7 separate regions of the Mus musculus genome follow, and regions 1, 2, 3, 4, 6 and 7 are each linked to region 5. A link is a loop called in an ENCODE intact Hi-C map of the cell type or tissue named here. Cell type or tissue: heart. All regions are shown on one strand.

Evidence for each region. Hi-C counts contacts between places; a loop is a spot of excess contacts. Peaks named below come from ENCODE experiments on the same cell type or tissue, not always from the same donor. Only the 100,000 strongest peaks of a DNase experiment are listed, where the experiment ranks them.
Region 1: a loop joins it to region 5, with 2.3 times the contacts of the local background. A loop is called at or near these places in 5 of 42 quality-filtered maps.
Region 2: a loop joins it to region 5, with 8 times the contacts of the local background. A loop is called at or near these places in 5 of 42 quality-filtered maps.
Region 3: a loop joins it to region 5, with 2.4 times the contacts of the local background. A loop is called at or near these places in 5 of 42 quality-filtered maps.
Region 4: a loop joins it to region 5, with 2.0 times the contacts of the local background. A loop is called at or near these places in 3 of 42 quality-filtered maps.
Region 6: it touches region 5 in a loop (2.9-fold over the local background); 4 of 42 quality-filtered maps call a loop at or near these places.
Region 7: it touches region 5 in a loop (2.0-fold over the local background); 5 of 42 quality-filtered maps call a loop at or near these places.

Annotation. Positions count from the first base shown.
Region 1 is chr14:20,397,849-20,401,848 of GRCm38, reverse strand. Cfap70 (cilia and flagella associated protein 70) reads left to right here. Exons shown (of 29, transcript NM_029698.1): 24 at 607-759; 25 at 1,331-1,492. Among named protein-coding and RNA genes, the nearest start is that of Mrps16, 6.2 kb to the right of the region's middle. In heart, CTCF peaks have their summits at 1,577 and 2,818 (motif pointing right); no DNase peak of the experiment used is centred here; H3K27me3 peaks cover 217 bases.
Region 2 is chr14:20,544,035-20,548,034 of GRCm38, reverse strand. Ppp3cb (protein phosphatase 3, catalytic subunit, beta isoform) reads left to right here and starts at 1,462. Exons shown (of 14, transcript NM_008914.3): 1 at 1,462-1,679. The coding sequence starts at 1,595. 1810062O18Rik (RIKEN cDNA 1810062O18 gene) reads right to left here and starts at 1,742. Exons shown (of 6, transcript NR_033571.1): 1 at 1,691-1,742. In heart, a CTCF peak has its summit at 1,883; a DNase peak (open chromatin) is centred at 1,774; H3K4me3 peaks cover 2,458 bases; H3K27ac peaks cover 2,073 bases.
Region 3 is chr14:20,391,500-20,395,499 of GRCm38, reverse strand. It overlaps Mrps16 (mitochondrial ribosomal protein S16), which reads left to right and starts at 1,866. Exons shown (of 3, transcript NM_025440.3): 1 at 1,866-2,019; 2 at 3,347-3,607. The coding sequence starts at 2,007. It overlaps Cfap70 (cilia and flagella associated protein 70), which reads left to right. Exons shown (of 29, transcript NM_029698.1): 27 at 485-586; 28 at 820-867; 29 at 1,099-1,310. The coding sequence ends at 1,179. In heart, no CTCF peak of the experiment used is centred here; DNase peaks (open chromatin) are centred at 1,809 and 2,909; H3K4me3 peaks cover 2,027 bases; H3K27ac peaks cover 1,627 bases.
Region 4 is chr14:20,670,968-20,674,967 of GRCm38, reverse strand. It overlaps Sec24c (Sec24 related gene family, member C (S. cerevisiae)), which reads right to left and starts at 647. Exons shown (of 23, transcript NM_172596.2): 1 at 580-647. In heart, a CTCF peak has its summit at 1,782 (motif pointing right); a DNase peak (open chromatin) is centred at 537; H3K4me3 peaks cover 1,588 bases; H3K27ac peaks cover 1,809 bases.
Region 5 is chr14:20,477,829-20,481,828 of GRCm38, reverse strand. Anxa7 (annexin A7) reads left to right here and starts at 1,696. Exons shown (of 13, transcript NM_001110794.1): 1 at 1,696-1,934. In heart, CTCF peaks have their summits at 1,912 and 2,814; DNase peaks (open chromatin) are centred at 408, 1,888 and 2,838; H3K4me3 peaks cover 1,992 bases; H3K27ac peaks cover 1,815 bases.
Region 6 is chr14:20,659,511-20,663,510 of GRCm38, reverse strand. It overlaps Synpo2l (synaptopodin 2-like), which reads left to right. Exons shown (of 4, transcript NM_001310431.1): 4 at 1,046-4,000. The coding sequence ends at 3,210. Among named protein-coding and RNA genes, the nearest start is that of Myoz1, 5.0 kb to the right of the region's middle. In heart, CTCF peaks have their summits at 2,081 and 2,305 (motif pointing right); DNase peaks (open chromatin) are centred at 1,250 and 2,370; H3K4me3 peaks cover 3,346 bases; H3K27ac peaks cover 3,708 bases.
Region 7 is chr14:20,535,944-20,539,943 of GRCm38, reverse strand. The region is part of intron 1 of Ppp3cb (protein phosphatase 3, catalytic subunit, beta isoform); the gene reads left to right. Among named protein-coding and RNA genes, the nearest start is that of 1810062O18Rik, 8.3 kb to the left of the region's middle. In heart, no CTCF peak of the experiment used is centred here; no DNase peak of the experiment used is centred here.

The sequences.
Region 1 (4,000 bases), 80 kb after region 5:
TGCTAGGGTAGTTTCCTGGGAAGGTGTGCATAAGGGTTCCGTATCGCAGACTAAGACTAGAATGTACTGCAAAAGCTGAGGGTGGGGGGTGTCACAGGCACGTGCAACTGCACCAGATTTGCAGGTCTTTTAAGGGGGTGGGGATAAAGAGCCTCCGATGCACTGGTACTAACTAACATAAATGTGTAGTGCTATGGCAAAAGCAGCAATGTCTGTTTGTGAAATCCCAAGTCTTAGCTCATTAGAGAGGCAGGGATTGTTTCATTATGAGTTTCCTTAAAATGTCAACTGTTTGGAAATGTTCCGTCAAGTGTAAGCAGGGGGGTTGACGAAGTGCCTTTGCCTGAACAACCTCATAAGAGCAGTCTGAATCTCAAGCTCATGGTCACAAGGCCTGCACCATGCAGTGCTGCATTGGAAGTGTTGGTGTTTGCTGACTGCGTAGCTTGTGGCTTCCCTTGTCCCTGTACCCCTGCAGATGTTCATTCTCCCCTATAAGACGTCCCTCACTGTGGCCATCAGAGCCACACTCTCTCCACCCTAAAAGCTATTCAGCTAGCACAGTGCAGTCATTCTTATGTTCTTTATCCCTGGGTTTCCTTGCAGTTTGTGCACAGAGTGCTGGCACATGAGCTGCTGTGCCCCCAAGGAGGACCCAGTTGTGAGTATTATCTGGTTCTGGCCCAGACACATCTTCTCAAGAAGGACTTTGCCAAGACAGAGGAGTACCTGCAGCAAGCAGCACAGATGGACTACCTGGTACTGATTTTCCTAGAGAAAGCCTCTTGAATGGGAACAAGAAGGGGTGAACGGTCTTTGCTAAAGCAGAGATGAAAGCGGAACACAATAGCATGTCTCAGCTGCCTAGGCGAGCGAGCCCAAGAGCTGGAAGGTAGCATGGGCAGCTTCATGATCCTCTGTCTGGAAATAGTCAATAGATCAGTGGTGCCACATCTCAGAGACTGCTAGCCTGTGTGGGTAATATTTATGTGTGCATTTGGCTTTTGTTAGTAATCATGAGTTCTATAAAAGGTAAGGGATAGGCAGTCATTTATCAGGAGTTGCTCGTTATTTCAAGTTTCTAGACTTTTCTTTGCTTCTAATAGCATCATACGGATGATCGCTGAGTGTTTATCTCAACATTCACCCCAAAGACAAAATGGCTTCTGAGGAATACAAGAATGAGAGCATGCCCACCCATGTGACTAGAACGGCTCTCTCCGTATGCGTGCTCTTAGGGGGAAAAAGGGGAGGAAATGTATTAAATGTTTAACAAAATTCATTAGGGACTTAACTGCCACATCACCCTGCGTGTTCTTTGTTTCCTCAGAACCCTAATGTCTGGGGTGTGAAGGGCCATCTCTACTTCCTGAGTGGAAACCATGCTGAGGCCAAAGAATGCTATGAGAGAACTATTAGTTTTGTAGTTGATGCTTCTGAGATGCACTTCATCTTCCTACGCCTGGGACACATCTACTTGGAAGAGAAAGAGGTAAGGGAAAGAAAGAGAAGGTTCTGATCCATGGTCCAGGACCTGGCAGAGGCTACAGAGGGAAGTAGCTCAACACTGCCACCTACAGTAACCTCAGGAGCTTCCAGCCTGGGTCCTGCCACACCTCAGAGCCACTTATCAGACTTACACCTTAGGTACAACCACATCCATGGCTGTACTGCAGAAAAGAATTCAGGACAAGTCAGGATGAAGCAGAGTTCTGGAGTTTATTAGATAGAAACACAGAATAGCATACCCTTTAGTTAAATGTGATTTGGGGAGGAGACATCCCAAATGCGGATGGCCTTCTCCAGAGTGCATTCTAGATGTCCTCACAACATCCACATGTATGAGTCTGGGCTCTCATTAAAAAGTTTTAATGATTAAGCAAGTGTCTTAGTCAGGGTTTCTATTCCTGCACAAACATCATGACCAAGAAGCAAGTTGGGGAGGAAAGGGTTTATTCAGCTTACACTTCCATACTGCTGTTCATCAGCAAGGAAGTCAGGTCTGGAACTCAAGCAGGTCAGAAAGCAGGAGCTGATGCAGAGGCCATGGAGGGATGTTCTTTACTGGCTTGCTTCCCCTGGCTTGCTCAGCCTGCTCTGTTATAGAATCCAAGACTGCCAGCCCAGAGATGATCCCACCCACAAGGGGCCTTTCCCCCTTGATCACTAATTGAGAAAATGCCCCACAGCTGGATCTCTCATGGAGGCATTTTCCCCAACTGAAACTCCTTTCTCTGGGATAACTCCAGCTGTGTCAAGTTGACACAAAACTAGCCAGTACAGCAAGTTTTTGAAGATCATGAATTCAAAATTTAAGTGAACATTGTGAGTTGTGGGGCTGGAGAGGTGGCTCAGTGGCTGAGTGGTTAACACGTGCTATATACGCATCCATGGGTAACCTCTTGCAAAGGAACCCGGGTTGGATCCCAGTACTTCTATAATAGCTCACAAACATCTACCAGGGCACTCTGATCCCAGCACCTACACCAGGCAGCTCACAACCATCTGCAACTCCGACTTCAGGGGATCTGAGTCCGTCTGGAGGTGCCTCCAGGAACCAGCACATACATGGCATATACCCATACGTGTAAATAAATCTTTGTAAAAGAAATCTTTAGCTGAGCAGTGGTCCCACCACTTGGGACACAGAGGCAGGAGAATCTTTGTGAGTTCAAGGCCAACCTGATCTACAGAACAAGCTCCGGAATAGGCAGGACTCTAGAGAGAAACCAGGTCTCAACAAATGAACGAAAAACCAAAGTTGCAGCAGCAGCCAAAGAGTGTATTTCTGGCACCCCCACCAGGTGGCTCCAAACTGCCCAGAACTCCCGTTGCAGGGATCTGACATCTCCAGCCTGCACAGGCCTTGCTGGCACACGAAAGCAGATACACATACATGTGATTAAAAATAAGGCACATTTTTTTTTTTAAGGATTTCCTCTATTAAATGAAATTGCCAAGGTTTCATGAGGAACATCTTTTGGGGTTGGGGGTAAGACAGGAGTGGCTATGCAGTTAAACTGCAGCCCCTCCGCGTCCTAAGCAAATGCCAGCCCCTTCTGGTCCTAAGCAAACACCACTACCCTTGCTTGTCTCTAAGGAGACAAGCGCTATCTCCAGGGGTGGTTCCAATTTCAGCAGCTGAGTTGAAGTTTTTGACTTCCAGGCAGATTCCCAGACAGGGACGTTGCTTTCCTTCTCGTGTTTCCTTGACTCTTCCTGTGTCACAGCCATCCTAAAAAGGGCCACATGGTCATGACACTATACCAACAGCAAAGCCATGAGAGTACGCAATAGAAGAACAAGTCACTTGGACTCACCTAAGAGTTGCCACTGTTCTGCCACAGGCATTTTGACTCCCTGACTTTGTCTCTGTCTCCTTTCCCTTCTTCACCCATAAGTGCCAGTTTTGTATTTAGAACCTTATCCAACAGGAACATGGAGTCACAATGTACGACCATGTGCATGGGAAGGCTAATCCAGGTCTGACAGAAATCAGAGCCCGACTGCAGTGAAGTAAAGGATTTTCTTTCTAGCGTCAGTACAAGCTGCCATCTTCAAGGCACTACTGACCTGTGGTTACTAGGCAACCAGTTTCTAGGCTGAATGCTCAAGGTCAGCTGTAGGTACAAGAGGAGAAAGAGCCTCCAAGTCTTACTTGTTTTGGAAGTTTTGTTTTGGAAAGAGACAGGGTCTTGCTGAGGGTGGCAGTGCATGATCCCAGCCCTCAAGGGGCTTAGGTCACAAGATGGCTTGAGCTCAGAACTTATAAGCCAACCTGGGGAAAATACTAGGCTCTTGTCTTAGACAAGCCGGGCTAGAGACACAGTGCAGTTGGTTGAAGGGATGTCTCTCGTGAAAGCGGCCCTGGGCTCAGTCCCCAGCACCACATAAAACTGGGTGTGGCAGCACATCCTGTAGTTCCTGCTTCCAGGAGACAGAGCTTGGAGAATCAGCTGGCTAAGGTCATCCTGGGCCACACAGCAATTCTGTGGTCAGT
Region 2 (4,000 bases), 66 kb before region 5:
CCTTTGCAAAGAATGTCTATTGGGTTTTCCCTCCTTATTTATTCCAGATCTTGATCTTACTGATGAACACAAAGAAACAACAGATGCTGAGAACGTTGCCCTCCTAATCACTGAGGACAGATTCTGAGAACTTGTGTTACTGAGTAATAAGATACAGAGGGCTTTCTTGTTTCATCCTATTTGGATGCTATAACATAGAGACATGGGCCTTAGTAGATATGTTGGCCCCTGAACCATTCAACACTGCTCGTGTCATACACACAATTCTATCTTTTTGGAAGAAGTGTAATGACTGTGCATATGTATGAGGAGGACACATGAAGGCTAGAGTAAGCTGTACTAGTCAGTTCTCTTTTAATACCTTGTGTGCCCTGTGGTTCCATTACTGGGTTTGGTGGCCTATGCCTTCAGCATCTGAGCATCTTATTAATAACTGTTAAGGACCACCTGTACTTGTTTCTTGACCTCTTGGATGCTGGTCAACTTGGATCTGTTTCTGCAAGTTGCCCAAATTCAAATTCCGAGTATGTACAAAGATAAGGAACTAATTTCCTATTTTCTACCTACTTAGTCTCTGCTTTCCATTTTTTTCTATTTCATTTCTTTATTTACAAGTTTTAGTAGATGTCAGACTAGAAGGAGTCTAATTCCTTCTTTCCATTGTCTCCTTCGGCCATGGGGATTAGTCCTAAGGAACTTAAATCACAGTCCTTGGCTGCAAGCACCTTTATCCATTGAACCATCTCTCTGCCTTCAAATTTATTTGCTCAGTGAATTACGAGAGAGGCAATGGCTTTCCAGGGGAATCTTACAGGTTCTCAGGACACCTCTTGGTGTCATTCCCTACTTCCCTTGATCCATTTTGGTTCTTAAATCGTGGTGCTTAGACTTTTCCAGCTGAATTTATGTGCCTTTGGACTTTTCCAAACTCTCAAAGCAAGAGTTCGAATTCTATGCAACTCTCTAGGGCCCCGTTTTGTTGAGACAGTCTCACTTTGTTGCCCTGAGTGGTTAGACCTAGCTAGACTTGAACTTACAGAGTTCTGCCTTCCCCTGCCTCCTGAGGTCTGGTATTAAAGGGAAAATTTCATTTTAAATGATAATGCCACTCTATAGATTCCCTGATGCTTCTTTCATTTTTCTCTCTGGCCATAGTATTATCACTTAGATTTTGTAGATAAATTGTCATATATTTGTCTAGGCCTGGGAAATTCTGAGATCAAATTACACCTCTTCATTTTCCTGGGCTCCAAAGCGGCCAAAAAACCGTCCTTTTTTCCCCTTGCATTTTATCAACAGCCCCTCAGTTTAATCTGCAACCTCTCTTTACTGGTTTGTCTTTCTGCATGTACGGAATTTTCACCTGATCCCTTGGACTGTTTCCGTTTCTGTAGTAGCCTCGGTAATTTTGCTCAAGTCCCTGGAGCTTGTCCCGCCCCCGCCCCTGCACGCGCGATGCATGACGGTCTTAGCCCCTCTGAAGGGAAAGAGGGTCCGCCATGTTCCCCGGCGGCGCCGCCGCTTGGCTCTGGTAGCCGCCGCCCCCGCCCCCAACCCCGCCCGTCCCGGCACCTAGCCGAGCCCCGGGCCCAGCATGGCCGCCCCGGAGCCGGCCCGGGCCGCGCCGCCCCCGCCCCCGCCCCCACCGCCCCCTCTCGGGGCCGACCGCGTCGTCAAAGGTGAGAGGTACCCGAAGCCTGGGGGCCTGGCGTGAGGCGCGGTGTGAGGGCGGGCGGGAGTCCGTCCCCTCAGGAGCGGGCCTGGCGGGGCGGGCGAGTGACTGGCTGCCTCCCTTGGGGAGTGGCCCCTGGGCGGGTCCCCGCTGGGCCGGGCCGAGGCGTAGGCTGCTCCTCGGTCTCCCGCTCGCCCTGCAGGCCCGGGCGGGCGTCGTGCGCGGGCTGTCGCTAACGCGGGCTCAGGGCCGTCCGCCGCAGTGAGCCCCTTTCTTTCCTGCTTTGCCTGTGGTCGGCGCGGCGCCCGCGTTAAGAGCTTCCGGCTCCTCGACAGCTGCACTCCCGGCTTGCCCGGGCGCACCGAGGGGCCCCGGAACCCCTTAGCCGCACGCCGTTGGACTCGCCCGCGTTCTGGCCCACGCCTGCTCCCGGGTGACAACGCCTAGCTAGCGCCAGCCGCAGGGGGTTTGCGCTCGGCCCTCAGATGCCACCCCGCGCGGAAATCGGGAAAACCGTATGGGACTGGACCAGGATGAAGGATCCCGGGGTGACCTAGGAACCCAGACGTAGCTGCGGGGCAGGGGAAAAAGCCATCTTACAAAGAGGAGGCAAAAAAGTCCCATGTATAGGAAGTGGTACACTTAACAGAAAGGGTTTTACAAGCCGCCTCTAAACACACGACTTACTCTTTAGAAGGAAAAGTGAAATTCTTCTGAGCCAGGGAGGACGTGTGTGTACAGATAAACAGATTTATTTAAATTAAATTGAGAGGCAGTTGAAAGTTCCTTAAAAGTCCAGGCTCTCAGAGAGAGCCCATCTACCACACTAATACTATGGATTAAGAATATTAAGAACTGAAATTATTTTTCTTTATTTTGCAGTCAATAAGCAGAAATCGTAAAATGAAGATTTCGTCATTTAGATTATGCTCATTTTTAAAGTTATTTTAATTTTCAAATTCAGTGTCTCAAGTATAGACTGGCACAGTGTTTAAATACTGCTAGCTTTGCTTTGAATTGTGACCATGGTTTGCCATTAAAATATTTTAAAACAAACCCTTTTCTCGTGTGTGTGTGTGTGTGTGTATGTATGTATGTATGTATGTGTGCTGGTTTTTCGAGATAGGGCTTTTTTGCGTAGTCTTAGCCAGGAACTTGGAAAGTAGGCTGGTCTGGAACTCAGAGATATGCCTGCCTCTGCTTCTTAAGAGCCCAATCAAAGGTGTACGCCACCACTGCCCACCTGTGTTTTTTCTGTTTTCAATCTGCACTTTAGGTTCTTAAAGCATGACATATGTGGTTGGGTTAAGCATTAGAATGAACTAAATAGGACTGGAGTAAGAGCGGGTAAGAGCACTGACTGCTCTTCCAGAAGTCTGAGTTCAGTTCCTAGCAGCCACATGGTAGCTCACAACCATCTGTCATGGGATCTGATGCCTCTTCTGGTGTGTCTGGAGACAGTGACAGTGTACTCATATACATTAAATAAATTTTAAAAAAAGAATGAATAGGTTTTTTTCTCAAAGATTTATTTTATTATTATAAATAAGTAGACTGTTGCTGACTTCAGACGTACCAGAAGAGGGTGTCAGATCTCATTTCAGATGGTTGTGAGCCACCATGTGTTTGCTGGGATTTGAACTCAGGACCTCTGGAAGATCAGTCAGTGCTCTTACTCGCTGAGCTATCTCACCAGCCCCTAGAATGAATAGTTTATGAGCTTCTTTTTCTGGGATTTTTTTTTTTCTTGAAGGATAGAAGATCAGGCATTGATCCTATTAATTTCTGTAATTGTATAGGTGGGGGTTGAAACAGGCCATTGCCTGCTTCTTCATTTTCTTAACTATATTTCCTGTGTGCTTATTTTTCTGGATACTTTTCACCAGAATAATAGCTGACGTAACTAGTCACATTCCCAAATCATGTATTTATGTTGTCCTTTTGTGAATCTTGTTCCTTGTCATTTATGTAGCAATCTTTTTCTCATACTGCTTTAATGAAGGAAAAACGAGTTGCAAGCAGAAGGCAGATTCTTTAGGGGTGAGTTGTGAGTCTAATACATAGCCATTTACAGTTTATTGTTTTGAAATGAAAACCATTTTCTTAGTAGGAAAGGAGCTTGTTTGGGAAATTTCAGTTATAAACGTATGGTTAATGCATGTTGTGTATTAGTTGTATCTTCTTCATGGTGACAACTTTCATTTCTATGTGGAATGTATTAGAATTCCTGATACTGTGGTCACATGCCTTTAATCCCACCACACTGGAGGCAGAGGCAGGAAGTTGCTGTTAATTTTGAGGCCAGTCTGGTCTACATAGCAAGTTTCA
Region 3 (4,000 bases), 86 kb after region 5:
TAGCACTGGTATAGGTCGTGGACATCTATTGGTTGAATAGCAGATTCATCTAAGCTGACTCTAGTTGTGTTTTATGAAGTAGAAAAGAGGCCAGGATATGTTTTGGTAGAGGTGTGGTATAGTGAGGTGGGAGAGGTTGCCTCTGTGGGCCCATGCTGAGGCACCCCTTCCCCCTGAGGGACCAGCCACACAACAGATACAGTATAGAATAGAGTTTATTTAGGGCATGTGTAAGGGAGTTGAGAAAGTAGTAGAGACAGAGAAAGGGGGGGGGGCGGGGAGGGAAGAAGAGGAGAAGAGGGAAGGCCAGAATCATTGAGAGAGAGAGAGAGAGCAAAGAGAGGAGCTCCTTTCATAGTAAACTAGGCATACCTGGCAATTGCCAGGTAACCGTGGGGTGGAGCCTAGAAGGAATTCTAACAACTCTACTATGCTTAAGTGGAAACCAATTTGGACTGTATCTCCTAACTCTCTCTCTGCCAAGCTGGAGGAGCTCACGGAAGCTGAGGATGCTCTGTCTGAAGCCAACGCGTTGAATAACTGCAACGCCGAAGTGTGGGCCTATCTGGCTCTGGTCTGCCTGAAAGTGAGTGTTTCTTATTGTCCCTTCACAAGGCCCTCTCAGGGGTCAGGTGAAGGCCCAACTAAGAAAGAAAGGTAAGCTGGCTGTTAGCACACAGCAACTGAAGTTGGAAGAGTTCCAGATTTGTCTCTACTGATGACAAGGAGAATGTTCTGGGCGGTTCCTCCTTGAGATGGATGTGGTCAGTAACCTCCGATTCACATTTTACTAGGAAAGATGTTAATTGCTTCTTTCAGGTTGGACGACAACTGGAAGCAGAGCAGGCTTATAAGTACACAATAAAGGTATGCGACAGCTGATTGCCATTCTGAGAGTGTACAGACCATGAGAGCGCTCAGTGCCTGATGAATTCCCACCCAAGATCCAATACATTCCAATTCTTTGAGAGCTTCCATGGTGTCGAGAATACAGGAGAGGCCCATCCCGTCCCCACAAATCTGGAGCCTCTTAAATTAGGGGTCTTCAAAGTCACCTGGTGTGTTGGACATAACTTCTTCCCTGCCTTGTTTCTGCAGCTGAAACTGAAAGACCAGGCTCTACTTGAAGAAATCCACACTGTACAGGAAATGGTTGGTTTTGGAAATCCATCTTTCTGACAGCCTTACAAGTGGATATTTAATATGGAGCCCCAAGCACGTTTCCTTTCCAAACTGTCACCAGATGAAGCCTGCCCATCCCCACCCCTTTAGTTCACATTAAAAAAATATAAACCCCAAACTCAAAATTTATCATGTTTCTGGAGTCGTATGTATAGCACATTATATTTTATATGCTCTTATGTACATGTAGCTAATTAATAGCCACTATTTGTGGGTAGATATCTGGCATAATGGTGTGACTATTAGAATTACTTTTTAAAGTTTATCTGATCACCTTGTTGGTAAGATTCCCTGGAGGTGCACAATTGCCAAAGTTCTGGACCAATGTTACTGGGGCTTGGAAATTAAGGCAACATCTTCAAAGGTGGGACCAGAATACAACTGTGCTGTGTCACACACAGTTGACAGTGGGTAAGAGAACAGAGGATATTCCGGAGGCGGGGGAACCGTCGCAGGATGGAACGGCCTGCAAGGAACTCAGCACCGCCGCGGACAGGAAAGTCTCCCGCACGCCGCAGGCACTCAGCTGAAGACCGCCAGCAGCCCACGCCTACAGACACGCCTCTTCCGTAGCAGTCAAGGATCAGTCACCGGCGCCCTGTGGCACTCCCGGCGCTCGGTTGCCCTCCCGTGCGCATTGGAAGAGAAAGCGGAAGGGGCGGGCCGATCGGCCGGAGGCTTCCGCAGAGGGCTTTCCGGCTCTGGAGTGGTGCGGACGTCGCGTCGTGTGCCCGCCGGCCGCTTGGGGGCGCTCTTCCGGGCTTCAGGCTCTGTGCCGCGGGGCTGTGCAGCGGGACAGCTGGAGAGCCGCTCGCCCAGGCACCATGGTCCAGCTCAGTGAGTGCGCGGGGCTTCCGGGCGGGCGTGGGCTGCGGCGACCCGGGCTAGGCGCGGCCACATCGCCTTCCAGCGGAGCTTCGTCTCAGTCCGTCTCGCTTTTAGCAGTGGTCTCACTGGGTAGCTCTGGCTGGCCTGGAACTCGCAGCGTAAAGACGGGCTGGCTTCGAACTCCTTCCTAGACAGACCTTTGCCTCTGCCTCCCAAAGGCCCTGTGATTAGAGGCGTGCGCCACCGCGCCCAGCCTGTCTCAGTTTTTTACCACACATCGTAGAAATCGTTTTACAGATGAGGCACCTAAGGGTAAGACAAGGTCATGGCTTAGTAAATGGTGTTAGGGTCCGAGAATTTGGAAATAATCCAATATGAAAACCAAGTTTAAACCAGCAAGCTTATTTTAAAAGCTAATATTTCGGGGAGACGGCTGGGTTCGGGGTCCAAAACGTGACAGCGTGGGGCAAGACAGGACAACCTTTTAAAACATAAAAACCACAAATTGGATGGGCTAGGGACCACATGCATGGTTTTCCATACCTGTCATTTTAAGTGGGTTACTACCGGTCAAGTACCTCAGTTGGCTTTTTTTTTTTTTTAAACTTTTTATTAGGTATTTTCCTCATTTACATTATGCTATCCCAAAAGTCCCCCATACCCACCCCCCACTCCCCTACCCACCCACTCCCCCTTTTTGGCCCTGGCGTACCCCTGTACTGGGGCATATAAAGTTTGCAAGTCCAATGGGCCTCTCTTTCCAGTGATGGCCGACTAGGCCATCTTTTGATACATATGCAGCTAGAGACAAGAGCTCCTGGGTACTGGTTAGTTCATATTGTTGTTCCACCTATAGGGTCTCAGTTGGCTTCTTAACTTGGCCTGGATTGAGGCCAGCCAGTCAGAGCCTATATAGTGGCTGGTTGGTTTCAGTCCGGACTAGTTGCTAACCAACAAGGCATAGGGTGAGATATTGTGGCCTAAGTTCATATGGGGCGCCTGGGGCCAGAAGCCATTTCTGGGAATTCAGCTGTTTCTTAGAATTTATCTTAGTACAAAGTGGAGACTATTTACAAGATGGAGTCTCCAAGGGTAAAGTGGACCCCAACCTCGGCAGGACTGTGTTATGTGGATTTGGAAAAAAGGAGGTATGTCTGGTCTGGAGGGGTTAAGGAGGAGTTTCACCCACACGATTGTATCTAAGCTGGATGGGGCAGGGCATAGATTGGAAGTGAGAACATTGCAGTAGAAGGAGGAATTGTGCCTTTACCTTATATTACCTTATATTTTGAGTCTACTAAACATTTTTGCACCCTAACGAACTATTTCTCTACAGCAACCATTTTCTGCAAAGCCTACCACGGAGGCCACCTAACCATACGCCTTGCTTTGGGTGGCTGCACCAACCGGCCTTTTTACCGCATTGTGGCTGCTCACAACAAGTGCCCCAGGGATGGCCGATTTGTGGAGCAGTTGGGCTCCTATGATCCACTACCCAACAGTCACGGAGAAAAACTAGTTGCCCTCAACCTGGACCGTATCCGGCATTGGATTGGCTGTGGGGCTCACCTCTCTAAGCCTATGGAGAAACTTCTAGGTAAACCAGCCCTGAGCTTAGATAATTTAACAGATGTTATACTGTGGTCAACTCTGTGAGGATGGAAAAGAAGAATGGTTTCTATTCCATCCAAGCTGCTCTGGACAGGAGTGGAGGGTGAAGTAGTGTAACTGCCGTTTTTTAATCTGGAGACCCCCTTTATGGTCTCCTTTAGAACACTCCAAGTGACTGGGATTTTGTGCAAAAAAAATGGGACAACTGTGTCGTGGATACCTGCCTGTCAGTTTGTTTGTTTGTTTGTTTGTTTATTAGTGAGGAGAACGGTGTTAGGAAGTAGACAGTGAGCTTAGCAAGCCAGGAGCCTATTTCTTGCCTATGCTGTTGGTCAGGTGTTGGGTTTCAGTTCTGGGAAGCAGACTCTTGGGAAACTAC
Region 4 (4,000 bases), 190 kb before region 5:
AAAACTCTGTAAAGTCAAAGCCATTTTAGAACAGTCCTTCCAAACGCTAAACGTTGCACATGCCACCAACATCAAGCCTGGGAAACGTCCCTCTCCCTTTAATTTCCTGAAGGAGGCTGAGGGACCGAATAAGCTCAGAGTCAAACTCCAATCTTGACTCCATTCTAGGGGGATAGCCGAGGGTGACAACCGAAAGGGGCGGGGCAAGCTTCCTAGAACTCTGAAAGTACCCGAGATGCGGAGGCTTGAGCGCTCCAGAGATCGAGATCCGGAAGCCAAGCCAGCCTCTAGGGCCACGAAGAGGGCCGGTTCACTAAGCAGTAAAGACCAATCCTCTAATGCCCTTCAACATGCTGGGAGGGCGAAGCGAGCCGGAACCTGGGCCAGGAGGTGAAGGGAGGGGTCCGGGGACCTAAGACCGATCGCCGGCCACAGATGCGAGAGGTGAGGGTCTCTTTCTAGGCCCCGCCTCCAGGCTCCTCCCTTTCCTCTAAAACCGGACAGCGATCAGGCCAAAAATACCCTGGCCTCTCCTCAGCATTCCTCCCCACCACGCAACCTCGCGATGCCACTCCTCACCCGGCTCCAGATCCAGGTTCGACTTCGTTCCTAACGTCAAGGCTCCCAGGCTCAACTTCCGGTTCCGAGGGGGGGGGGGCTGGCGTGCCGTCCCCGGAAGTTCCGCCCCATGCTCTAGGGCTAGGCCACTCCTTCTGCCACGTCGGCCTTAGGCACGCTTCCGGAAACCCGGATGTTGCGCATGCGTATGTGGTGTATCCCGTCATGGACGCAGTCTGTAAAGTATTGCTGAGTTTCATGCTTTTTTTTTTTTTTTTTTTTTTCTTTCCTTTCCAGATTTTTCCACATTTTCCAGACTTTTTTTATGGCTTTACCAGCTGAGAGGGTATTGAGAAAACTAGGTCAGATTATTTTTAGTAACGCTCCCTTCGTCGTGTGTTGACTTTAAGGACAGCTAGTCTTGTATCCACTTCCTGTTAACCTTTCACCCCGTTGATTTGCGTCCCTACGGTAGAGCTCACCCTGACCTTTGAGCCACACGTGGTAGTGGTAGGGTGGGTTCTAACCCTCGACTTTGGGCCGATTAGTTCAATGTTTGGACAACTTCTGCCCCGGTTTACTTCTTTAATGAAAAGAATTCGTGTCGAACAGTGAATTGGGATGAATTTAGAGACGTTTCCTAAGATTGTTCAGTATAATGTTTATTCAATAAAGATTAGTTACCATTTTATGCCTTGCCCTTTTTTTAATAGAGGTAACTCTACCAGAATATAAAGACCTCCCTGCTCTCTGTTAAAAGAGCTACAATTCTTTCAGTAATCATAAGACTCTTCAGAGAACAATGTTAACTAATAAATGATTATTGCTCTTTTATCCTCTAATCAGTTTTTTGAGACTGGATCTCAATTTATAGGCAGACTATCCTGAAACTGGATATATAACCCATGATCACCGTGAACTCCCACTTTTTATGCTTCCAACCTCTCCGTTGCATGCATTGGAATTCTTTCTGTGCTGTTATGCTTTAAGCACTTCTTTGGGCCAACTTAGGTTCATGAATAGAGTAGGCAAACTGTTTTGTGGGGTTTTTTCCTACGTAATGGTAGTTACACAGTAATGCATGCTTAGAGAAAAATGGGCATTTAAGTTTGCATGTCAGTTACTAACCAGTCAGTTGTTTCTGTCTAGCTTGTTTTAAAATGTCTTATGTATGGGTGTTTTGCCTGAATGTGTATCTGTGCACTTTGTGACTACAGTACCTGCAGAGGCCAGAAGAGGGCACTGGATCCCCTGGAACTGGAGTTAACAAATCTTGTAAGATACATGGATGCTGGAAATCAAACCCAAGTCACCTGGAAAAGCAGCCAGTGTTCTTTGTCACCAGCCCTGTTTCTATCCACTTTTAAAATACTGTCCGTGGATCCTAGTATCAGTATCAGCTGAGACTTGTTAGAAATGTAAATTAATATCTTTCCTATTTATTTGGGATTTTTTTTTTTTTTTCAGAGACAGGTTTTCTCTGTGTAGCCCTGGCTGTCCTGGAACTCACTCTGTAGACCAGGTTGATCTTGAACTCAGAAATTCACCTGCCTCTGCCTCGCAAGTGCTGGGATTAAAGGGTACATTACCACCACCACTTTTATCCACTCTTATGACTCTCTCTCTCTCTCTCTCTCTCTCTCTCTCTCTCTCATAGGAGGTCTCACTGTATAACCCTCCTGAATTCATTGTGTGGATCCAGCCGGTCTCCAATTCACAGAGATCCTTCTGCTTCTGCCCCCAGCGAGCTGCGATTAAAAGCATATGCTACCAAAGCTGACTAGAAATGTGCTCTAATTCACCTACATGTAGTTCAGTTTTGGGGACGGGGCTCAGCAAACAGTACTCCATTACACCAAGCTTGACAAATGACTCCCTCCTGGTTGATTCTCTTGCTGACTAACAGTTGTCAGTTTAAGAATTTGCCAAATGCAGATAACATTTGTTGAGCACTTGAGCTGCCCGAGCTTGAGCCCTCCCTCACCTTAGCATTTCACATGATTTATCCCATTCATATTTCATCACACCATAAGGAGGCAGATATAATCTGTCTTGCTTAAAGTTATGCACTCCTAATAAGAGCTAAGATTCACAGCTTAAAGATGGAGGCTATAAATTGCATTTTAAATTTTCCTATAACTCAACTTTGCACTTAGAATGGAGGCAGAGACAGGAAGATCAGAACCTCAGGCACACCTTGTTTATCACAAGTTCAAGGCCAGATTAGGCTATATAAGACCCTGTCTTTTTTTTTTTTTTTTAGATTTATTTATTTTATGTATGAGTACACTGTAGCCATCTTCAGACACACCAGAAGAGGGCATCAGATCCCATTACTGATGATTGTGAGTTACCATGTGGTTGCTGGGAATTGAACTCAGGATCTTTGGAAGAGCAGTCAGTGCTCTTAATCTCTGAGCCATCTCTCCAGCCCCAGACCCTATCTTTAAAAACAAAGTTCAAGTTTAGCTTGGGCTGTGTAGTGAGAGCTTGTCTCAAAAAGGTAAATAAATAAAGAGAAAAAACTGTAGGTGTAGATGGAGGCCAGTATAGGGTGCTTGCCTGGTGATTGTTCAGTTACTACCTAGTAGGTGTAGACCAGTAATGAGGGGTTGTGTGTGTGTGTGTGTGTGTGTGTGTGTGTGTGTGTGTGTGTTATTTTAGGTGTGTGTGTGTGTGTGTGTGTGTGTGATTTTAGGTGAACCCATAGCTGTCAAAGTGTTGTGGGTGTGGGGCTGGAGAGATAGGTCTGCAGTTAAGAGCACTGGCTAGGAGCTGGGCGTGGTGGCACACGCCTTTGATCCCAGCACTCAGGAGGCAGAGGCAGGTGGATTTCTGAGTTTGAGGCCAGCCTGGTCTCTAGAGTGAGTTCCAGGACAGCCAGGGCCATACAGAGAAACCCTGTCTCAAAAAACCAAAAAAAAAAAAAAAAAAAAAAGTAAAACTAAGGGACAGGCAAAGGTGGCTCTTGCAAAAGAGCCATTTGTTCCCCAGGACTTACACTGAGAGGTTTGTAACTGCCTGTGACTCCAGCTCCGGGAGATAGAATGCTCTCTTGCGACTCCAGTCACTTGCAGTCACATGCACACGCAACCCGCACACAAACATGTGACTAAGCAGAGAAGGGAGAGCCAGATGCTTTTTGTTACTGGTAAAGTCAAGCAACTTTGTGAAATCACACTAATAACAAGGTAACAAGAACTCAGATACTGTTTTTCTAACTCTAAATTCTGATTTTTATAACTTTGTCATAGTTAGGATTTATCACAAACCTGCAGAACTGTAGTGGATTGGTCTGGTACTGCTTTTATTCAAATGCTAATTCTGCACCCTAAGATCTGGCTGCTCCAAGACCGTCACATATACCAGTTTTTGTTATATAAATCTCGCTCCCCAAATTATCTGTGATTGGTTAATAAAGATGTCTACAGCCTGTAGCTGG
Region 5 (4,000 bases):
GAGGCTCAGGAACTGGGAGGCTGTCCTGGCTACACAGCAAGGCTAAAGTCAACAAAATCGACAGCACTCAGGAGGTAGAGGAAGAAGGATCAGTTCAAGCTCATCTGTGGTCGCACAGCAAGTTTTGAGGTCAGCTTGAGCTATATGAAGACCCAGCCTCAAACACTTTAAAATGGATCAGAGATCTAAAGAACTTCAATGCTTAGAATATATAAATCTTCATGAATTTGTACAATGTTTTCTTAGATATTACACGAGTAGCACAAATGTTGGCTTTCACACCAACTTGGGCAGCCATGTGCAGAGACTCCCCTTGTATGAAGCACCTAGAGACCTCCAGCTGCCAGGCTCCACCCCACAGGCTACTCGAACAGAAGAGTGGGAGTGGCCAGGCCCCGCCCTACAGAAAAAGAAGCTCATGATCTGGCCACCCTGGAAAGGTCTGCACCTCCCCGCCAAGACACCGGATAGAAAGCCTGCTTTCTGCTCACTTCTTCACTGCTTCTTTGCCAAGTCTATTCTGTAAGGTTTGATGTGTGGTGTGACTCTGCTATTCCTTGGCTCCAGGAATACCAGAGGATTCCAGGATACCTTTTACTTCTGGGATGTAACAATGAAAACAAAAAACTACCTTCTTTCAATTTTTTTTTTTTTTTTTTTTTTTTTTTTTTGGCTTTTTGGCTTTTTGAGACAGGATTTCTCTGTGTAGCCCTGACTGTCCTGGAACTCACTCTGTAGACCAGCCTGGCCTCGAATTCAGAAATTCAACTGCCTCAGCCTCCTAAGTGCTGGGATTAAAGGTGTGCGCCACCACTGCCTGGCTTACCTTATTTTAAATTTTATGTTTCAAATATCAAGTGAAAGTGCCTTGGGCCTGTGAGATGGCCCAGTGGTAAATGGGCCTTGCAGCCAAGCCTGGAAAACACAGTGGCATTCTCTCAACCTACATGGTGGAAAGGGAGCACTGTCTCCTCTTCCAAGTTGTCCTCTGACCTCCACATGTGCCCACACTCAGAAATATATCTTATACAAATAAACTTTTTTAAAAACTGTAGTATAGTGGAATTGGCGTGTGCTGAGGTGTGAAGGCATTTGTCTCCATGCCTTACCCAAGTGTTTACCGTGGAGCCTTATGACCTGAATTCCATCCCTGAAAATCACATGGTAGAGGAAGGGAAACAATCCCTACAAGTCATGCTCAGGCTTACATACCCAAATACAATTTTGTCGTGAAAGTGAAAGCCATGGTGGAGAGCTGGCTCAGTCAGGTGCAAATGCCAGCCTGTAATTCTATCACTGAAAATGCATACGTGAATCCCAGGAGCTCACTGATCAGCCATTCTTGCCTTACTGCCCATCAGTCCCAGTAAGACCAACCTTAAAAAAAAAAAAAAAAAAAAAAAAAAAAAAAAAAAAAAGAGGTGAACATTTGGTTGACCTGTAACCTCCATTCATCACTTCACTATGTCTCTGTGTATGTTTTCTTTCCATGTAAGTGCCTCAAATACTTAGTTCTATATATGGTGAGTTTAACACTAATGGACCAGTAGAACTTTGAACCCTGCTTAGTTTTGTTTAATTCAACTCCAGTTCTGTCTACTCACAATTCCCTATAGTCACATGAAACAAACCTAGGTTCTCAGGATCCCCGGAGGCCTGGAGCTCTCTATCTTTGAGTCCCTCTGCTCCGCCCACTTGCGCGGCTCCACCCAAAGCTGCAGTTCCTTTCTACAGTAGCACCACCTGGAGTAGATTTACCTCGCTGAGATATAGACACGTGTTAAAACTAGCTGAGCCACCTGAGGGGCGCAGCGTCCCGCCCGAGCTTGGGGGCGGTCCAAGCAGCTAGCACCCTCGCGCCGCCCATGCGCCACGCCCTCTGGCTCCATATTGCAGGAAAGCGGGCTAGGGTGTGACGCTGCTTTCTCGTTCAGGTGAGGACTCGCACCCCCTCCCCTTGCTGTTCTTCCGTCGGTCAGTCAGCTCGTTCCCAGTCCCTGGTCTGGTCTTCCAACCGTAGTCGTAGAGCCCCGCGCGTGTCCTAACGAGGTGGGCCTCCGGGTGGCGGACGCGGACTCGGACGCGTTTCGGGTGTTTGGGGTGGGTTGGGCATGCTTTCCCTGCGTGCTGGAGGACTGGGAAGGTCTGTGGGTAAATCACTCTGTTAGGCTTAGAGTGGGATGCCAGGCAGCAGTGGTACCCCGCTTTCGGTCAGTTGGGCCGCAAGTGGCGGACTTAAGGCCCGATGGTGGCCCTGGTGAAGCCCCTTGCCAGAAGGCCGACTAGCAGCTCCGAAAGCTGGCTTTGGCTAGTGACTAGACTTTTTGGTGACACAGCAAATTTAGAGGAACTTGAGGAATTTGTGCCGTGCTTAATGACATCTAGGGCAGAATTCACAAGCCTGATATGTAAGCTCCGGTTTAAAATTCTTGGAAACTATTCCAGTAACAATCTAGATTTTTTTTTCCTTGTCCTTGACCCATATCAGCCGTCTAGGTAAGCAAGATGCAGAGGGGAATGGCTAAACCAAGTGAAAAGACGAAAGGTATTTTACTGTTATCCATTACATTCCTTAATTGCTGCCAGGTGATAGCGAGCCATTCTGATAAAGCAATCTGCCCCAATTACAGTACAAGTGTAGTGAGCTACGGTTTAGGCCAGGAAATCATTAGAAACAAGTGGAGTAAATAATTTTGCTCCCGCAAACTTAAACCACCCTTTAGCCCTCGTGGTTAAGTAGAGGGCTACCTTCCCACGCAGAGGACTAAGCCCTGTTTCCCTGTTATCCTCAGTCATTGCTTTAAATGGCCCTTCCGGAACCTAGAGGCGGCTTTTGGGAAACTGTTTCTGTTCTTGCCTGGCCTAAGTCACACTTCCTGTTTCCCTTCCCAGTTTGTCACCGGTCCCCACCCCCAACCCCACCCTTAACTTCTTAGGCCTCTTGCCAGTTGAGAGACTGACATAGATCCACCCTTTTACTAACTGACTCACTGGGTGGAGATGGTTTGGAGAACCAAGATTGGATTTTCCAAGTTTTTCTAAAGGTTGTTTGTAACATTGTTAAAGGGAAAACAAAAGCTCTGGTTCACTCAGAAGAGTCCTGTTAACTTCAGCAGAGCTGAGTAATTTGTTGAGTCACCCTAGGGTTTGTTAGCCTTTTACAAAAAGTTTAAAGTCTACTTTTTGAAGTGATCACATGAGCAATGTTTAAAGGGGCTAAAAGGCCATGAAAAAATGAGCTGCTTTGTCGTTATACCCCCCACATACACACCCACACCCCACACACACCCCACACACACCTGCATGCACTCTCCCAGTCAGGCTGCACCCTTTTCTGCTTCCCTGTCTCCTTCCTGTGAGCTTGTTTACTGAGAGAAGAAAATGGGTGTATTTCTTTAGCAGAACGCTTGTTTTCCACCTGGCTTTGTTTAATTTACCACGTGTGGTAGATGGTTTTATTAATGGATTTTTTAAAAGGACTTTTAGAAGGTGTATAGTTTATAGCTTCACTTTATGAATATTCATGATTCACTTATCGCTAAGTGATGTTTAGATTATCTTGAACTACTTTTCCTATTACAGATGATGCTATGATGAATAGCCTAGTACCTATATAAATGTGCATTTGTGAAGGTATTTCTGTGACCTATATGGAAATGGCATTTCATTTCTGGTACTTAATAATCTTCAAGGTGCACTGAAATTGTTTCAGTTTTTCATATGCTAATACCTAGATAATCTTTGCTTTATTTATTTTTGTTTTGTTTTAAAAATCTTGGTATAAGTCCTCTAGGCCCTTAAAGGTAAGATTTAATATAGTAGTTAAAATGTAGAAATAGAACTTTGTCATTGGAGTGATTCACTCTTTTATCTGTGTGTGTACATGCATGTGTGTACAAGTTTGTGGGGCTGGGTGCACATGCCACAATGTGCATATGGAGGTCAGGAAAGTCTTGGGTGTGGGTCTCTGGCTACCTATCCATACACCAGGCTAGCTGGC
Region 6 (4,000 bases), 180 kb before region 5:
TGACCTTGAAACCTCCTAAAGGCTTAGGGGGTTGACTTGGAGAGTGGCACTCTGCCTTTTCTTGCATCTTGGACCCAAGATTATCCCTGGATGTGAGGAGCAGAGGTATGAAGGAATGTTCTAGCAGTTGGGAGGGCTAAGATCGGTTCTGAAATCCTGTCTATATGATACCAGAACCTCTACAGGGAAATCTCTGGGAAGAACTACCTGAAGCATGCTGGTATGCAAATGCATTTGACTTGGACAACACTGTGTTTGTATATGTGAACTGATGTGTGTATAAGCTGGAACACGTGAATAAGAAAAGTAGAATGGAGAAATTGCGCCCATAGCCGGCTTTCAGGAGACTGATGTTATAGCAAGGTGTGTGGGGAGTTGTTTCTGTGAGTGTTTATGATGTGTGGAAATGAACAACTTGATGAGTGGAACTGTGAATGAAGAAACTCATGTTAAGAATCTGTATGTTGGGCCAGGTGTGGTAATGCATGCCTTTAATTCCAGCATTTGAGAGACAGCAGCAGTTGGATCTCTGTGAGTTCAAGGCCAGCCTGGTCTACATAGCGAATTCCAGGACAGTCAGGGCTATACAGAGAGATCCTGTTACAAAAAGAGTCTGTGTGTCCTAGTTATAGGGGTAACAGGTGGGAAGTGGGGGGAAGGTCCGAGCTCTGTGAGGAGCCCGCTTACAAAGAATGGTAGGAGAAAAGCACTCCTTATCTCTTCTCTCTCATGGCTGTGTCTGATTTTCCTGCCAGTCAAGAATGGGAGGCAGGTGAAGAATGTGTGAAGTGGATAAGGCTCATCTCCTGGAAAGTAGGAATGCAATCCAGGGAAGACAGGACAGAAGGGATGTGGTGTGGCAGTGTCTCTGTCCTTGGTTTCACCTTTCCCCTTCCATTCTGTCTCTAACTCAGAGGACTTGGTCACAGGCAAGAGACATTGTGGGTCCTTTCAGTGAAAAAACAGGAGGTAGGAGCGTTGGGGAGCAGGATTAGAACAGGCCGTGAAGCCCCCTGATTGATCATCCACCTCTTCATCTCCGCAGAACTGCAACGCGCAGAAAGCCTCCAGGAGAAAAGCGTAAAGGAGGCAAGAACCAAATGCCGGACCATTGCATCCCTGCTAACAGCAGCCCCCAACCCTCACTCCAAGGGGGTGCTTATGTTTAAGAAGCGGCGGCAGAGAGCCAAGAAGTACACCCTAGTGAGTTTTGGGGCCGCAGCTGGGACAGGAACAGAGGAGGAGGACGGCATCCCCCCAACGAGTGAGTCGGAGCTGGACGAGGAGACCTTCTCAGACGCCCGCAGCCTTACTAATCAATCCGACTGGGACAGCCCCTATCTAGACATGGAGCTGGCTAGGGCTGGCTTAGGCACAGCAGAGAGTCAGAACTCTGGACTGGGAGGGCAGCTAAGTGAGGTCTCTGGGCGAGGGGTCCAGCTCTTTGAACAGCAGCGCCAGCGGGTAGCCTCCAGCTCCCAGGAGCTGGCTCAGGTGGGCCCAGCAGCTATGCTTAATGGGCAGAGTCTGCAGTCCCCACCTCGAGCACAGAGTGCTCCCCCAGAGGCAGCTGTGCTCCCACTCAGCCCTTTGTCGGTCCCTGCAGTCAGCCCTACCCCCTTCTTCCCGGATGGTGGAGCCCCCATCCCTGCACCAAGTATCTTTAACAGGTCAGCGAGGCCTTTTACCCCAGGTTTACAAGGGCAAAGGTCAGGTACCACCTCAGTGATTTTCCGGCCCTTGGCCCCTAAGAAGGTGAATGAAGGCTTGGGGAGCACTAGCCCCGCCCCGTCCCCCTTCGCAGCCCCTCCACAGGGGCCCACCCCTCTGCCCAGCTTCACCACAGTGGTTCCCAGCCACACGCCGGTCTCTGGGGCTTCTAGCAGCACCCAACGCTCCTCTGGTCCTGTGACCGCTACCAGTTCCTTGTACATCCCAGCCCCAAGCCGGCCTGTTACACCAGGAGGCGCCCCAGAACCGCCCACTCCTCCTAGCGCTGCTGCCATGACCTCCACCGCTTCCATCTTCTTGTCCACTCCACTAAGAAACTCTGCGCGCCCGGAGGCGCCGGGCCCCGCGGTCCCCGAGCCTGCCAGCGTTCGGGAGCAGCGCATCTCTGTGCCGGCTGCCCGCACCGGCATCCTGCAGGAGGCTAGGCGCCGGGGCACCCGCAAGCAGATGTTCCGGCCTGGGAAGGAAGAGACGAAGAACTCGCCCAACCCGGAGCTGCTGTCACTAGTGCAGAACCTGGATGAAAAACCTCGGGCGGGCGGTGCGGAATCTGGTCCGGAGGAGGACGCTTTAAGCCTCGGGGCTGAAGCCTGTAACTTCATGCAGCCACTAGGGGGCAGGAGTTACAAGACCTTGCCTCAAGTATCACCGAAAACCCCGCCTCCAATGGCTCCCAAAACTCCACCCCCTACAACGCCTAAGACTCCACCTCCCGTGGCTCCTAAACCTGGGTCGCGAGGGCTCCTTGATGGGCTAGTGAATGGATCGACCCCGATGGTGGGAATCCCTGAGCCGCCAAGGCTGCAAGGGAGGGGCGGGGAGCTATTTGCCAAACGGCAGAGCCGTGCCGATAGGTACGTGGTGGAAGCTACATCTGGCTCTAGCCTTAATCCAGGCCTTCGCCCTAGAAGTCCTTCTCCCACACCCTCACTGCCCCCATCCTGGAAATACTCACCCAACATCCGTGCCCCACCTCCTATTGCTTACAACCCACTTCTCTCACCCTTTTTTCCCCAAGCTGCCCGAACTCTCCCCAATAAGGCTCAATCCCAGGGGCCTCGGGTGACCCCTAAGCAGGGTATCAAGGCCCTGGATTTCATGCGACATCAGCCATACCAACTTAAAACGGCCATGTTTTGTTTTGATGAGGGTTCTTCAACTCCTGGCCCCACTTCAGGGCCTCCCAAAACTGCCCGAGTTCAGGAGATCCGCAGATTTTCCACTCCTGCACCCCAGCCCACTGCAGAGCCCTTGGCTCCCACTGTGCTTGTCCCCAGAGCGGCTACCACCTTGGACGAACCCATTTGGAGGGCAGAGCTGGCCTCAACCCCTGTCCCTAACCCAGACCATCAAGAGTCTCTCAGGAGCTTTGCTGCCGCTCCCAGTTCCTGTGGTTTCCAAGTAGCCAGGCCCCGGTTCTCAGCCACCAGAACAGGGTTGCAGGCCCATGTCTGGAGGCCTGGGGCAGGGCACCAGTGAGCAGGGAATAGGTCCCAGGACCAAGTAATGGAACTTAGATTCCCAGAAGTTTCTTCTGCTTTGTCCTACCTAGGCTTTCTCCCCACATCTGAGGCCAATTGCCGATTGCCAGAGATAGTGTTTCCCTCAGCCTCCTCAGCTCTCTGCTGGTGTTTTAAGGCCCTTACCTCTCTGCTTTGCAATCTTCTCTATATTTCCTTGCCTCTCTGGCTTCTCCACCCAGAGGTCTCAGCAGGTCTCTGTTTTCCTTTTGCATTTGTGTTTCTCTCTGTGGGCAGCACTTTAGTGTTAGGTAAAAAGCACACTGTAAAGTGACCACTGAGATCTCAGGCAAAATGGTCACTCACTGTAAGGCAAGCTTCTAAGAGGCTGAACTGTGTCCCAAGCCCCTCCATCCTCCTCACTCCGCTTTCCCTAGGTTAGTTGGCATACGCCTAGGGGTGTGTGTGTGTGTGTGTATGTGTGTGTGTGTGTCTGTGTCTGTGTGTGTGTGCGCGCGCGCATGCGTGCTTTCACAAATATGTGTGGTTAGGATCTGCTCTAGAAAGACATCAAATACACATACATGTGTGCTTCTCTTGAGGCAAAGGTAAGAGAGGTTTTTTCCCCTTCTACTGAAAGGGTCAGATAGCTTCAGAAAGACCTGTGGGGGTCAAGAGCTACTACAGAAAAACTCCTGAGAGAGGAGTGCCTGTAGCATGTAGAGATATGTGCACAGCATCTTGTGAAATCAACGTGTCTGACAAGACTGGGAGACAGGGACAATTTCATGGGCCTGAGTTATACAAGC
Region 7 (4,000 bases), 58 kb before region 5:
GGAATGGGAATGAAACAGATCATCAACACTGAGGATTAGTAAGACTAAATTTGCTTTAAGGAGATTCAGTTGAACAGTTATAGTGGAAGTACAGATTGGAATTACTTGTAGAAGACTGGGAACGGTCAGTCTTGGAAAGATTTCATTGGAAAAGACCTTAAGATTCAGGACACTGGGGCTGGAGAGATGGCTCAGCAATTAAGAGCACTGACCGTTCTTCCAGAGGTCCTGAGATCAATTCCCAGTAACCACATAGTGACTCACAACCATCTGTAATGGGATCTGATGCCCTCTTCTGGTGTGTTTGAGGACAGCTACAGTGTACTTATATACATAAAATAAATAAATCTTTAAAAAAATTTCAGGATACTGAAGAATATCTCACTCAGTGAAATGCCTGTGGAAGTAAAAGCACTTTTGTGTAAGCCTGATGGCCCAGGTTTGAATCCAGATCCCATGGTGAAAGAATTCCTTTTTTTCAGTAAGAAACTATTTACAGTCATATAGTGTACACATTTAATCCCAGCATTTGGGAGGGAGACACAGGAGCGCTTTTAAGTTCTGTCTCAGCCTGAATGAAATAGGAGAAACTATTTAAACGAGCAAATCTTAAACAAACAAAACTACCTAAATTTTTGAGCCTGGAAATTAGCTGTGCTTTGTTTTATTGAAGATGAATAGTAGAATTAAAGTTTTCTAGTAGAAATTAGAAGAATTGAAGTAATGTTAACACATTGCAGTTAAAAGAAAATTCAGTAATAAAGATGTAAAAAAAAAAAACCCCTGCAAGAATTTGAATAATCAAAAAGACTTGGAGTCGTCATAGAAGCAAGTCAATGATTAATAGCCTTTATCTTGCAAAGAAACTGAGTTCCTTTCCCTGCAAGGAACCCATGTCTGATGGCTTAACAACCACCTGTAACTCCAGTTCCATTGCTTTGGAAGCCCTCTTCTGGCCTGTAAGGGCATCTGCTGCACACATGTGGTGTACATACACATACTCAGGACCACACTTATTTTTATAAAATAAGAATATGGCTAGAGAGGTAGCTCAGTGGTTAGGAATATTTGTTACTTGTTGCTTTTAGAGAAGACTCTCAGTTCCCAGCATCAACCTTGCGGTTAACAAGCATCTATGACTCCAGTTCCAGAAATCTTGATACCCTTTTCTGACCTCCATGGGCACCAGGCATGCATACAGCACACTTATACATGCAGGTAGAACACTCATTCATCTATAATAAATCTAAAAAAGTCTAAAATCCAGAAAGGGTTAAAAAAATCCATAATTTTTTTTCTTTAATCTGAGTGATGGACAATAGTGATACTATAACAAAAATAGCAATGAGCTCTTAAGCTCTCACCTTTCTTACTCTCTTGCCCTCCTCTCTTTCCCATCCCCCCTCTCTCCATGTGGCTATGGCCAGTCTCTCTCTCTCTTTTTACCTTCTCTCCTTTTCCCTGCCTTTCTACAATAAAGCTCTAAAACCACTAAATTAAATAAATAAATAAATAAATAAATAAATAAAAGCAGCGAAGGAAACAGAATTTGAGGATAGTATACTTAAATAATAATCACAAAGAGACCCATGGAATGCTTTGAAATTTTGAGAACAGTGCTGTTTTATTTCCTGAATCTTTTCTTAGATAATGTGGCTACTTCATAGATCTACTTTAGACTGATGAAAAGCCTATTGTTTGATTAGTTTGGTTTATGTTTTTTGAGATAGCCTTTTTTTTTTTTTTTTTTTTTTTTTTTTTTTGAGGAGCCTTTTAATGATCCCTTAGGTCAAATGAAACTTGTCATTGTGTTATAAAGACATGATACTGGAGCATCATTTAGACCTAGTTTGAACCATGGCTCTGCACTTTAAGAAGCTAATTAACATCTCTGAATCTATTACCTCATTGATGAAATCTGTATAATCACAAGACATCTCTGAAAATCATGTGGAACTGTGTATTGGAAAGAACTTTACAGACTTAATCATTATAAATACATTGTCATTGCTACATAAATTGGTCTTAAGATGTATGAGTATTTTAGAAACCATTACATAGTAATAATTGAGTAAACTATATTATATATCATTTGACATACAGCGATGAAAGAGTTAGCCCCTTTCAAGGTACTCATAAGCTGGTAAGGAAGACAGGCATTTAATGATGCAGTTGGTACATGATACAACATAAGTATGTATCATGTCCTATGTTATTTGGTCCAAAAATAAAGGATTCTGTTAATGTAGGCTGGGAATATCATAAAAGTTTCCAAGATTGAAATACTAGATGATATTTAAAGACAAGGGGTAACTGGGTGTTATGAAATCCTATTATCCCAGGGTATGGGAGGGCTAAGAGGAGATTGTGGAAGTTCAAGTTCAGCATGGTTATAGTGAATTCTAGATGAGTCTGAGCTACAGTGTGAGACCTTGTCTCAACTATTACAACATAAGATGAGATTATATATCCAAAACAATATGACATGCAAAGTAAATCAGTCTTATTGGTCCATCCGTATCCATTCCTCTGTTTATCCATCTGTCATCTATTGAACAGATTATCACTATGTAGTTTGGCTGGCTTCGATCTTGCTACATAGACCAGGCTGGCCTCAAACTCATAGAAATCTACCTAACTCTGCCTCCTGAGCACTGCTCTCTGCACTACCATGCAGAGAGTTTTGTTTTGTTTTTTTTCTAAATGGCTGTTGAACTTATTTCCTTGATCAAAAATGGTCCTGGATACAAAGAGTTTTAAATAAGTAAATTAGTGTCTGCAACAGAATATGTTCTGAATATAAGGTAGTAGTAAAAGATGAGGGTAAAATAAAGGTATGTATTTGGTCATGAGGGACCTTTATGCCCTGTTAAAAGATTTTGTGTTTTAGGGCTGGATAGATACTAGCATAGTGGTTAAGAGCACTTCCTGCTCTTACAGAGGACCTGGATTCAGTTTCCAGCACCTTCATGGTGACTCACAGCCATTCATAACTCTAATTCCAAGTGATTGGATGCCCTATTCAGACTTCTGAGGACACCAGGCACATGTGTACACAGACAGAACACTCATACACATAAAATATATCTGAAGTAAAAAAGATTTTGAATTTTATATAGTAAAGCTAATCTGATAACAGAATATTGATGTTCGAACTTTAGAAAGAGTATTCTGTAGGTTTGGGCAAGTGGCTCAGTCGAATGCTTGAGGACCTGAATTCTGTCTCCAGAACCCAAATAAAAAGTGCTGGTTGTGGCAATACTTGCTAGTAATTCCAGTACTGGGGAGGTTGAGACAGGTCTCCAGATCTCTCCTGCCTGTCAGCATAACCTAGCCTACTTGGTGGATCCCAAACCACTGAGAGATCCCATCTCAAAAACAAAAAACAAGAAAAAGCCAAGTGTATGACACTCAGATTTGTCCTCTGGTCTAGACACATGCTCATAAAAAATAGCTTGTAATGGGCAAAATGGGAAAGATTGTAGTGGTTGGGCATGAGGAGGGAAGGAAGTCTTTAATCAGTGTCTCTGCTGACTAAAGATATCTATTTTCCATGTAGGGTGAGGAAGAAAGTCATGTCTAGGATAATTTGCAGATTAATTTGATAACTGTTTTGGTAATGGTTTAGATAGAAAGACACTGCTTTCACTTTTTGGCAAGTTAAGTTTACAAACTCTGTAGGCCATAAAGTTGGAGATATTTGATAGTTTAATACAGACCTAGAGTATAAGGCTGGGGTCTGAATTGAAGCTTTCTATTTAGAAGTACATATTTGTAATCTTAGCAGCACTTAGGAGGCTAAAAGTATAAGTAAAAGTTGAATATGCTGATACTCATCTTTAGTTGTACCACTCTGGAGGCAGAGACAGGTGGATCTCTGAACTCGAGGCCAGCCTGGTCTATGCAAGTTTCAGTTCAGCCAGAGCTACATGCATGGTGAGCCTGTTGTGTTCTATAAAAAAAGAAAGAAGCCAGGATATGTTTTGTAGAGCCAGGTATG